Regions from separate parts of the Mus musculus genome. Here region 1 is linked to region 2. A link is a loop called in an ENCODE intact Hi-C map of the cell type or tissue named here. Cell type or tissue: heart. All regions are shown on one strand.

The links. A loop is a pair of places that touch in the nucleus more often than their neighbours do. Peaks named below come from ENCODE experiments on the same cell type or tissue, not always from the same donor. Only the 100,000 strongest peaks of a DNase experiment are listed, where the experiment ranks them.
Region 1: a loop joins it to region 2, with 2.6 times the contacts of the local background. A loop is called at or near these places in 3 of 42 quality-filtered maps.

Annotation. Positions count from the first base shown.
Region 1 is chr2:137,078,610-137,083,609 of GRCm38, reverse strand. Jag1 (jagged 1) reads left to right here. Exons shown (of 26, transcript NM_013822.5): 26 at 129-2,159. The coding sequence ends at 586. It also overlaps a transcript of Slx4ip not described here. Among named protein-coding and RNA genes, the nearest start is that of Jag1, 35 kb to the left of the region's middle. In heart, no CTCF peak of the experiment used is centred here; DNase peaks (open chromatin) are centred at 249, 2,859 and 4,639; H3K27ac peaks cover 370 bases.
Region 2 is chr2:137,009,165-137,014,164 of GRCm38, reverse strand. All of the region lies in intron 4 of Slx4ip (SLX4 interacting protein), which reads right to left. Among named protein-coding and RNA genes, the nearest start is that of Jag1, 100 kb to the left of the region's middle. In heart, no CTCF peak of the experiment used is centred here; DNase peaks (open chromatin) are centred at 144 and 1,954.

The DNA of each region.
Region 1 (5,000 bases), 69 kb before region 2:
AGTTTCAAAGAGGTTCTTGTCCCCACAGTGCCCCTCTTAGGGACCGAATACAGGAAGACCACTGTTGGCATTCTGTTCCTATGGCAATAGCTCTTCTTGAGTTAACTGGTCCTTGGCTTGTCTTCCAGATTTCCTGGTTCCTCTGCTGAGCTCTGTCTTAACAGTGGCTTGGGTCTGTTGCTTGGTGACAGCCTTCTACTGGTGTGTAAGGAAGCGGCGGAAGCCCAGCAGCCACACTCACTCCGCCCCCGAGGACAACACCACCAACAATGTGCGGGAGCAGCTGAACCAAATCAAAAACCCCATCGAGAAACACGGAGCCAACACGGTCCCCATTAAGGATTACGAGAACAAAAACTCGAAAATGTCAAAAATCAGGACACACAACTCGGAAGTGGAGGAGGATGACATGGATAAACACCAGCAGAAAGTCCGCTTTGCCAAACAGCCAGTGTATACGCTGGTAGACAGAGAGGAGAAGGCCCCCAGCGGCACGCCGACAAAACACCCGAACTGGACAAATAAACAGGACAACAGAGACTTGGAAAGTGCCCAGAGCTTGAACCGGATGGAATACATCGTATAGCAGACAGTGGGCTGCCGCCATAGGTAGAGTTTGAGGGCACCGCGGGGCTTGTAGTTTCTTTAAACTGTTGTCCTATTCCAGTCTGAGGCTGTTGTTGACTTAGAATCCTGTGTTAATTTAAGTTTCGACAAGCTGGCTTCCACTGGCACTGGTAGTTTCTGTGGTTGGCTGGGAAATTGAGTGCAGCGCTCTCACAGCTATGCAAAAACTAGTGAATGTGCCCTGGTGTCCATTCCCCTGCCGCAGACACATCGGGCTCCCAGGAGCTGCCCAGCCCTAGGCCTGGAGCTTCCACATCTGCCAGCGGTCCTAATGGTGATGGCAGCCTTAGGATCATAGTTTTATTTATATTTATTGACTCTTGAGTTGTTTTTGTATATTGGTTTTATGATGACGTTCGAGTAGTTCTGTATTTGAAAGTGCCTTTGCAGCTCAGAACCACAGCAACTATCACAAATGACTTTATTATTTATTTTTTTTTATTGTATTTTTGTTGTTGGGGGAGGGGGGATTTGATGTCAGCAGTTGCTGGTAAAATGAAGAATTTAAAGAGGAAAAATGTGTCAAAGTAGAATTTTTGTATAGTTATGTAAATAATTCTTTTTTTATTAATCACTGTGTATATTTGATTTATTAACTTAATAATCAAGAGCCTTAAAACATCATTCCTTTTTATTTATATGTATGTGTTTAGAATTGAAGGTTTTTGATAGTGTTGTAAGCATATGACTCTTTTTTTTGTGAACTTTTCTCATAACGTGTTGCCTGTAAGCCAAAATTAAGGTGTTTGGAAATAGTTTCTCTTGAAAGGATGGGATAGGCTTTTTCCCCTGGGAATACTGATGGAATTTTTTTTTTTTTTTTTTTTTTTGTACGACGTCAGGTGTTGAAACACTTCCTTGATAGCATCACTTTAAGTTTAAGACACATTTTAAGGACTGACTGAGGCAGATTAAGAATTGCTCTAGAACAGGTTTCTTTCTTTCTTTTTTTTTTTTTTTTCCTCTTTCTTTCCTGCTTTAGACTTGAAAAGAGACAGGCAGGCGATCTGCTACAGAGCAGTCAGTTTTAAGGGAACAGACTGAGCTATATGACTTATGTAGCCAGAAAGTGACTGGTTGAATCTCATTACAAATATCAAATTAATTGTGTGAAGTTGGAAGCATCCCAATCTTACTTTGTAAATTCTGATTTATTTTCACCATTCGTTATGTAATGCTGAACCACTTGTAGACTTGATTTCGTTGTTGTTGTCTACTGCATTTAGGGAGTATTCTCATAAGCTAGTTGAATACTTGAACCGTAAAATGTCCAGTTAGATCACTGTTTAGATTTGCCGTAGAGTACACTGCCTGCCTTAAGTGAGGAAATCAAAGTGCTATTACCAAGCTCAAGATCAAAAAAAAGGCTTATAAAACAGAGTGATCCAGGTTCACCACCGGGACTGGGGAGATACTTGGTGTTTGTTCTATTAGTGTTATATGAACAGAAAATACATCTTTGATGTGTTGTTCCTGGCAATAAATTTTGAAAAGTAATATTTATTAAATTTTTTGTATGAAAACATGGAACAGTGTGGAGTCTTGTGAGCTTATGGAATCCTTGCTGGTTTTTCCATCCTGTGGTTGTTTGGCACTGCTCATTCTGCTCCATGTAGCATCTGAAAGGGGTGGGGGTGTGGGTGGGGGTGGGGTTGAAGCAAACAGCAAAATTTCTGAGTTCTCAAAAAACCCGTGAGGCTGCTGTGTAGGTGCGAGCTGTGGTGGGGGAGCCCCCGATTCTCTTGTCATTTGACAAGTGTGAATACTGCTGACATAGTGCTACTGGATTGCAGTGTGGAGATGAATGGTTTCGGAGCACTCACAGGGAATGCCCATTGCACAAACAGTGGTTTAAACAGCTTGGATTTGGCATTGAGCTGAAGGAGTGAGACTTGGCGCCTTCTCACTTTTTGGATTGGATTAATAGTGATTCCTTGCTGTCATTATACGCCACACCCTATGGCTTTATGTGTACGCTTATCCCCAGAGGGTCTCTTTGCCACAACGTGGGTAGTCTGATGTTAGGGTCCACCTAGTCACCACCTTGGCCCAGGGAATGAGTGTTGGGCTGCCTTACCACGCAGACCTTAGGAGCTGGGTATCCGACTTTCCAAGGGGGGCGGGGCGTGTTACAAGATCAAACTGCCTTCAATATCTGTAAATAGCAAAAGCCATAGCTCCCTGTGGCTCCAGGGGCCTTGCCCGTTCCCACACTGGGAGGTGCAGGAAGCTGGCCTCTGGTTCCTCTTCGGCAAGGGATGAGTTGTGGTGAAAGCCATGTGGACACGTTCCAGCAGCCGTGTAGAGTCATCAGGAGTTCCCTGTTTCTGGTTAGGAAGTCAAAGGTTACCTTTCTCAGAATGCTCTTTAGCAACCTAGCATCCAGGCCTGCCCACTAGCCCCTGGACTTAATGGTCTAACAAACTTGGTCACTCAAAGGTGAAGAGATATGCCCTCCTCCTGTACCCATCCCCCACAGGGAAGTTTTCTCTAACAGTCTAGGGGTTATTCTCAGTTAGGTAGCTCATTTCAGGATGGATGAAGAGTTTTAAATGTCCCAAATATCTCTGCATAGACAGACTATCAAGGGATTCAATGTCTCTTAACATCCCTAAGCTATATCCAACAGTGCTTTGTTTGGGTGCCTCACGAGGTACTTCAGAAGGAAGCAGCTAGTGATGAGTTTAGATTCCCACGACATCTTACCTTGGTGTAGCAATACCTTGTCATTAATCTCTGTCAGCAGACAGCTGGTTTCTGCAAGGTGGGGTTGAAGAGGGAGAAGCAGGGACCCTATAAGCCAGGAGACATTCTCGTTAGACAGCACCAGATTCCAATAGCATTCTGAAGTAATACCTTGTTCTGGTGGTTTGTAAACTTGGATTCTGCAGGACGCTAGAATTCCTTGGGTAGCTGCCAAGTAGTTTTGTGCCAAGGGGGGGGGGTGGGGAGGGGAGTTAATGAGCTTCTGCAGGCCTTCATTCCAGGAGGGAAGTGATCTTGAGATTCACGGATGTTGTCTTGACGAGTCTTTGGTCCCCGACATGGAGTCCTGGGAGGGCATAGGTCAGACTCCTGTGGGCACGGCTCAAAGCCAGGATCTTAATTGTGGAGAAAGAAGGAAGCCCGGGTATGCTGGGGTCAGGGGGTAGAAGAGAGGACTCTGGGAGATGTTCTAGCCCTTCTTAAAGAAGCTTTGGCAGAGAAAAGTTCCAGTCCCGAATCTCACTAGCTAAAATCCTAACGTTAGGGTATGTCATGAAATTCTGGAAAAGCATTACCCTGAAGGTGGTGGCGATTATTCTCATTGTCCCAAGTTTTTAGACAACTGGGGGCTGGGTTGGGGTAGGAGGCAGTAGGATATTTAACCTAACTAAATGCAAGTGGGATTGTCATGATAAGAAAGGCCTCCTGCTCTTTTGAATGCAGAACCCCAAGCCCAGCTCAAGACCCCATAGGATCAGAACTCACCAAAACTGGACTTTAGAATCTACATTTGTCAACAAGCTTTCTCCTCTGCTCCTTTCCCCCTTTGCTTACACACAGTAAAATTTGAGAACAAAAGTATACGCTCTTCATTAATTACAATGTTTTTCCTCCTTGTTAAATGGAATTAGATAGCCTGGAAGCGGGCTTGTTGCTAAATTACCACCTGACATCATTTTTAAGTAAAATGATTACACTGCCCCTTAAGCAAGCCATGGTCTGTATGATTCATCTTTATTAGCTGATCTGAGGGGTCAATGAGTCAAAGTTAACTTATTTAGCAACATTTCTTTGGTAGAAAGGAGCCAAAGAAAGAAGAGGGTGGGGGTCCCCACCTTCCTAAATAGTTCCTGCCTGCTTGTCTGCAAGTGAACAAGTAAGCAGCTAAACACCAGCTGCTTTTAAAGAAAAAGAAAAACAAACAAACAAACAAACTGTCCTGGAATGCCCATAGGAGTTTGAACTTAGGCTGAACGAAGCCCCACCATTTCCGTTTGGACTGTGGGCCGCTTTCTTGGCTCTCCTGGGAATGAGAAACAGGAGTTCAGAGGTTCCCGGCTGGGAGACATAAGTACTTGGGTTATGGGAAGCCTTCTCCTGCTAATGTGTATTTATACTTTGTGAGCTCTGATTCATCCAAGCATTGGAACACAGATCTGCTTCCTGAGGTTCAGTTTTTAAATAGATAGTTTGCAAAAACAACAATTATTTTTCTTAACCTTTTTTTCCTACCCCACAAGCAGCTAAACATCCTGGCTCAGACTATGTCAGCCTCTAACAATGCCAAAAAACAGCTCGGCTACCTAAGGTAGAAGGTGGCCCCTGAGGCAGGCCTTTTGAGGTTCTTGCCCCAGAAGCCTTAAAAACAAAGTTTAGAAGTCATTAGG
Region 2 (5,000 bases):
GTTGCATCAGGCACTAAGGGAAGGGAGGGAACATTTCTCAGACAGAGGGAAGAATAGGAAGAACTTGCTTGTTTTGGCCATGCTTGCCTTTTTCTTTTCTTGTGTGAACACCCATGGATTTTCTAACACGATGGCGATGTGCCCCATCCCCAAAGGCTGGAAAGGAGGAGGTGGGGAGGAAGCCTTGTACTCCTGCCTTGGCCATTCACACACCACACCTGGATGCCACAAAAGGATGAGCAGACAGACGCATGTGCACTTTGGCTGGAGACCTCAGCTAAGACTTCAGAGAAATATTCAACTGAAAAGCATAGTCATAGGGGAAAAAAACCCTTCAGACAGAAACCACAGAACTCAGGGAAATTTAATTTATCTTATGACATTTTCTAAAGGGCTGGGTTTCTTAGATGTTAACTAAAAGAAAAGGTTATATAGAATAGAGTAATAAGCAATAAAAAAAAATCCTACTGCTCCACACACATAAATGGACTGTTATCTATATAGCCAATTTATTGCAACAGATACTTTGGATTAGAAGATGGGCTATTTGGGTGTCTATTTTCTGTCTCAAGATGAGAGATGGGAGATATAAAGTTTAAAACAAAGATGCATATATTAATTCAAGCAGAACACTGATCCTGTACCTGGGTAATTTAAAAAGAACTATGCCTTAATAACAAGAGGGAATTTTTATTAAGAGAAAGGACAAGCAGACATGACTCTCCTTAAAGGAAACACAAGACAGCCTGTCATTAGACAGCTGTCCATCACATAGCTACTGGCATTTCACAGCTACATGACCTTTGGACAAGTTACACAACTCCAAGCCTGTTCTCAGCTTCGGGGAAAGAGTCAGGGATGATGTCTGCAGGCTGTAGTTATAGCTTAGCAGTGGGGCACTTGTGTAGTTGTAGAAAGCCTAGTTTTAATCCCCACCAATGGGAAGAAAAAGTGGCTAGAAATGCCCATTTCAGACACAACCGTGCTGGTGTCTGACCGGCTAACACTCAGTAATAGGCACTAAAAGGCAGATGCTAAAGGACTGCCAGAGGGGATGGGTAAGAGGAAAGCATTTTCTCTCCCTCTGTGCTAGGTGATTTTCCTACCCTGGAATCTTATACAGGGCAGGGTGTGGTTTTGGAAAATGAAAGGCTACTTCATGACTTGTAACTCACAGACCACCTCCACCTCTGCTGTGATGGAAGCAGACCAAAGGAAAGTCAAGAAGCAGGTGACCAATGAATAGCAACAATTCCTCTGCTTTTTCCAACACTTGTGTTCCTCCCCAGTATCTGACTGTACCAGGGCCCAGTCCTAAAATAGTGAGAGTTTTCCCACAGAAGTGGAAGCAGCATGGATAAAAGCTGAGAGGTGAGAATGCATTGTAATCTGGGGACTATAGCTTAGTTACAGTACAATGACAAACTGGTGATTAGTCAGGGGAACTCTTCAGGTGTGTTGGTCTAGGTCACTGGGGTACTTCTTTCTCCTGAGGGACTTGCTGTAAGCTCAGTGTCTCACAGACCTTCCAAAGTCTCTGAACTAGTCGACTGGCTCATCAAGAATTCTTAACAGCCAGATTTCACATTATCTCAACCTGGGGTGAAAATGTTTGGCATCTCCATACCCAGAAGGTCACTCTTGTAGCTGTCCAAGAAAAAAAAAAGACCATTGATGAGAGAGCTGGGGCTCCTCTATCAGAATTCAGCTATAAGGCTCACTTAGGTAGACCCAGCCAAGCACAACTAGCCAAAGGATGCTAAGAGAATGGTGAGATATGTGTATGTATGAAGATCTGAATAAGAATGGCAACCCCTACCAGAGATTTCCTCTCTTCTACCAGAATCCTTTGCAAAATAATGACTGGCTCGTTTGAGAACAGCACTGCTGTAAAGTCTCTGTGAGAGACAACCTCAGGGCATCAAGAGCTGGAAAGACTAATGATTAGAACAGATGGTGTCTGCAAACCACCAAAGCCCTGGAGTAGGAAGTCATGTGATGACTAGGTGGCTAAAAATACTGAGGCTATTAAAGACCAAAACTGCATAAGTCACTTGGTCATAATAAGACAATGGGTTGATAAAGGTCAATGGTCTTAAGTAATCAAAGATGAGATTTACTAAAAATTCAGTCAGGATGCAAAGTGAGGGTCAAGACCTGATGGAACTTGGAAAAGCCTGTAAGTTAAAAGATGCAAAGTATAGTCCGACCGGCCAAGTAATATGTATTTCCCTGGCAAAAGCAAAACAAACAAACAAAATAACTGGTTTCTGGAACCAAGGGATAAATGGAGGGGTGACAATCCTAGCATTCCTGGAACTCAATATGTGGACTAGACTGGACTTGAACTCAGAGATCAGCCTGCGTCTGCTTCCCAAGTGCTGGGATTAAAGGTGTGTGCCACCACCCCCTGACACTACTGAGCATTCTCAAAGTGGACAGAGCAAGGAACAAGATTGACCTGTCAAGGCAGAGCCGCTGGCAGCTCAAGCACCTCAAGAGTCAAAGTGAAGACCCCAGATCAGCTACAGGCACAAGGAATAGAAAACAAATCCAAAGGAAAAAGATAGAAATACTAACTACATGTTTCTTGCTTACCAAAGCCAGAATGGTAACTGCAATCTACACATCCCTTTTTGCTGCTTCATCTGCAAGAACCGAGATAGAAGTTTATGCTGTTTCCTACTTGTTTTATTTAAAATATGGTGGTTATAGTCCACTTCACAATTTAGTCAGTAAATTAATAAACATGAGCTATGAATGAACTAGAGAGGGTTAAAAGTATAGAACCATCACTCAGAAACCCCGTAGTAGAGTGGAGCTGAGGTTTCGAACTTTATCTATTGGAGAGGGAATATTCTATGTAGCTCGGCAGCTGTGTTAGGAGTGGGCTGACAGCTTGTTGTTACCACTTGGAAACTCAGGGAAATAGGAAATCAAGAGGAACACTTAAGTGAGTAAGCTGTACCATGCATCTACTCAACCAAAAGATTGACACCTCTCTTATTCTGATACTCGCAGGGTAAAGGCCAAATGGTTTGCCTCCATTGACTCACTGTGGTCAGAAAACAGACACAAGACATGGTTCTGAAGCACAGGGCTTGGTCATGTGCTGACCTCTCTGGCTGGGCAGCAGTTTCTGGTACTATGTCCTGGCTTTGCAGATGAACATGACTTTCATGGTAACTGGTATGTATACTCAACCTGTCCCCATGCTGTAGCAGAGGCTGTGCTTCAGAATAGTTACTGCTCGCCCTCTTAGAGATCCCATAAGCTTTAACCAAGAGCTAGATACACTCTGGCTTATGTCAAGTACAGAAGAAACTGAAAAGGAAATTAAGCTATAGGGTCTCAAGCTGAGGACTGTCAATTCTGTCTTAAAAGGCAATTCTGGCAACAGAGGCATGGATGAATTAGAAGAACAATCTGGAGGCTATAGCAGTAAGTCAAGAATTAATTATGAGGGGAGTGGCAGCAGGAAAGAAAGAGAGAAGAATGGAGGAAAGAAGGAAGGAAGAGGGGGACAAGGGAGGGATGGGTGAGGGAGGACAACCCAATACGAACCCAAACTGTAAATGTGTAGCTGTCTGTGAACACATAAAACATAAATGAAAATCGAAGAGCACAATTCTCTTGTTTGAGTTTTGGGCTGCTAGTCTGACACAAATTGAAGATGCTGCTAACACCCAACTCTGAGCATGACTAGAGGAAGATGCTGAGGTGAAGGTGGTAGGAGTTGACTGTGATATCTTTTTGAAAACTTCCTCATGTCACTAACGTATGCTGACTACCAAGATGACTTTTCAGATGACTTACATGGGATGAAGCTAGTATATTTGGTATAGTCTTCACTGACATTGTGAAGTACTTTTATATAGTCTTGGAGGAGCATATGTAGTTTTATAAAGAACAATCAAAGCGTGAATAATGTTCATCTTACTAGAGCAATGAACAAAGTTGTAAGTGTGTAGACTCGGCTTACCCAGGACGACACACTCAATCTCGTGCCATGCTGAGGCACTTTACCCTGATGTGGCCATGGAAATGTAAAGAAGGAACTGACTGTGGTGAACCTATCTACTGGGACAGTGATCCTGTGGAAGAGAGAGCCATACTGTAGCACTCATATCTTGGGAACTATGTGAGGAGAGCAAGCACTCAGAAGACAGTTCTCTGCAGCATGGTAATCTGGAAAGGTGATTCTAGGGGTGCCAGAGTCAGCCCCCCCCCCTCTGAGGGAGGAAAGAAGGCTGTTAAGTAGACTATAGCATGGCTAAGATATAATATGGTACAGATAATATAAGTAATAAATTCCAAATAACAGGTATTTAGAGGAAAGGGGGAATGAAAGAACTGGTAAAAAAAAAAAAAATGAGTTGGGACTTCATTGGCCATACAATGGAGACGCTACTAAAAATGAAGTAGGTTCTGCAGGAAATAAGGAAGGCCAGGTTCCTTAGAGCAACCCTAACCTTATGAGAAAAGCAATCACCTAAACACATATGTACTGTATTTTGTAGACCATAGACTGCCCTGCATGGTAGAGAGACAACAAAGAGTATACAGGGCAGACCTGGTCCATGGGAGGCTCACACACTGTGGAGAGGTAGATGTTTGTCAAATGGTAGGAGGATAAGTTTAGGGTACCTGTAATCTACAAACAGGGAGATTGTGCTGGGTACATTGACTAGAGAGCTGATGATAACACAGAGCAGGGAAGAAAAGGTTCTGATTTGAGTCAAGCTTTCAGAACGATGGAACTCTAGGAGAAAGGAATCAAGTCAATGGCACTTAAACAAGAGAAAGGAAAAGTGGTACTGTATGACTGGCAGCTCAGTTCCCCAGGGGTCTTCATCATAGTGATCCTGAGAATATCCTGAATGGTTTTCTACAGAGTTGCACAAAATCAAACCTGTGATTTTTTTAAGGGACGGCCTAAGTATAGAATGGACAGAATGTGGCACACTGGCCATATGAAAGGTACCATGAGGTGCCTGCTA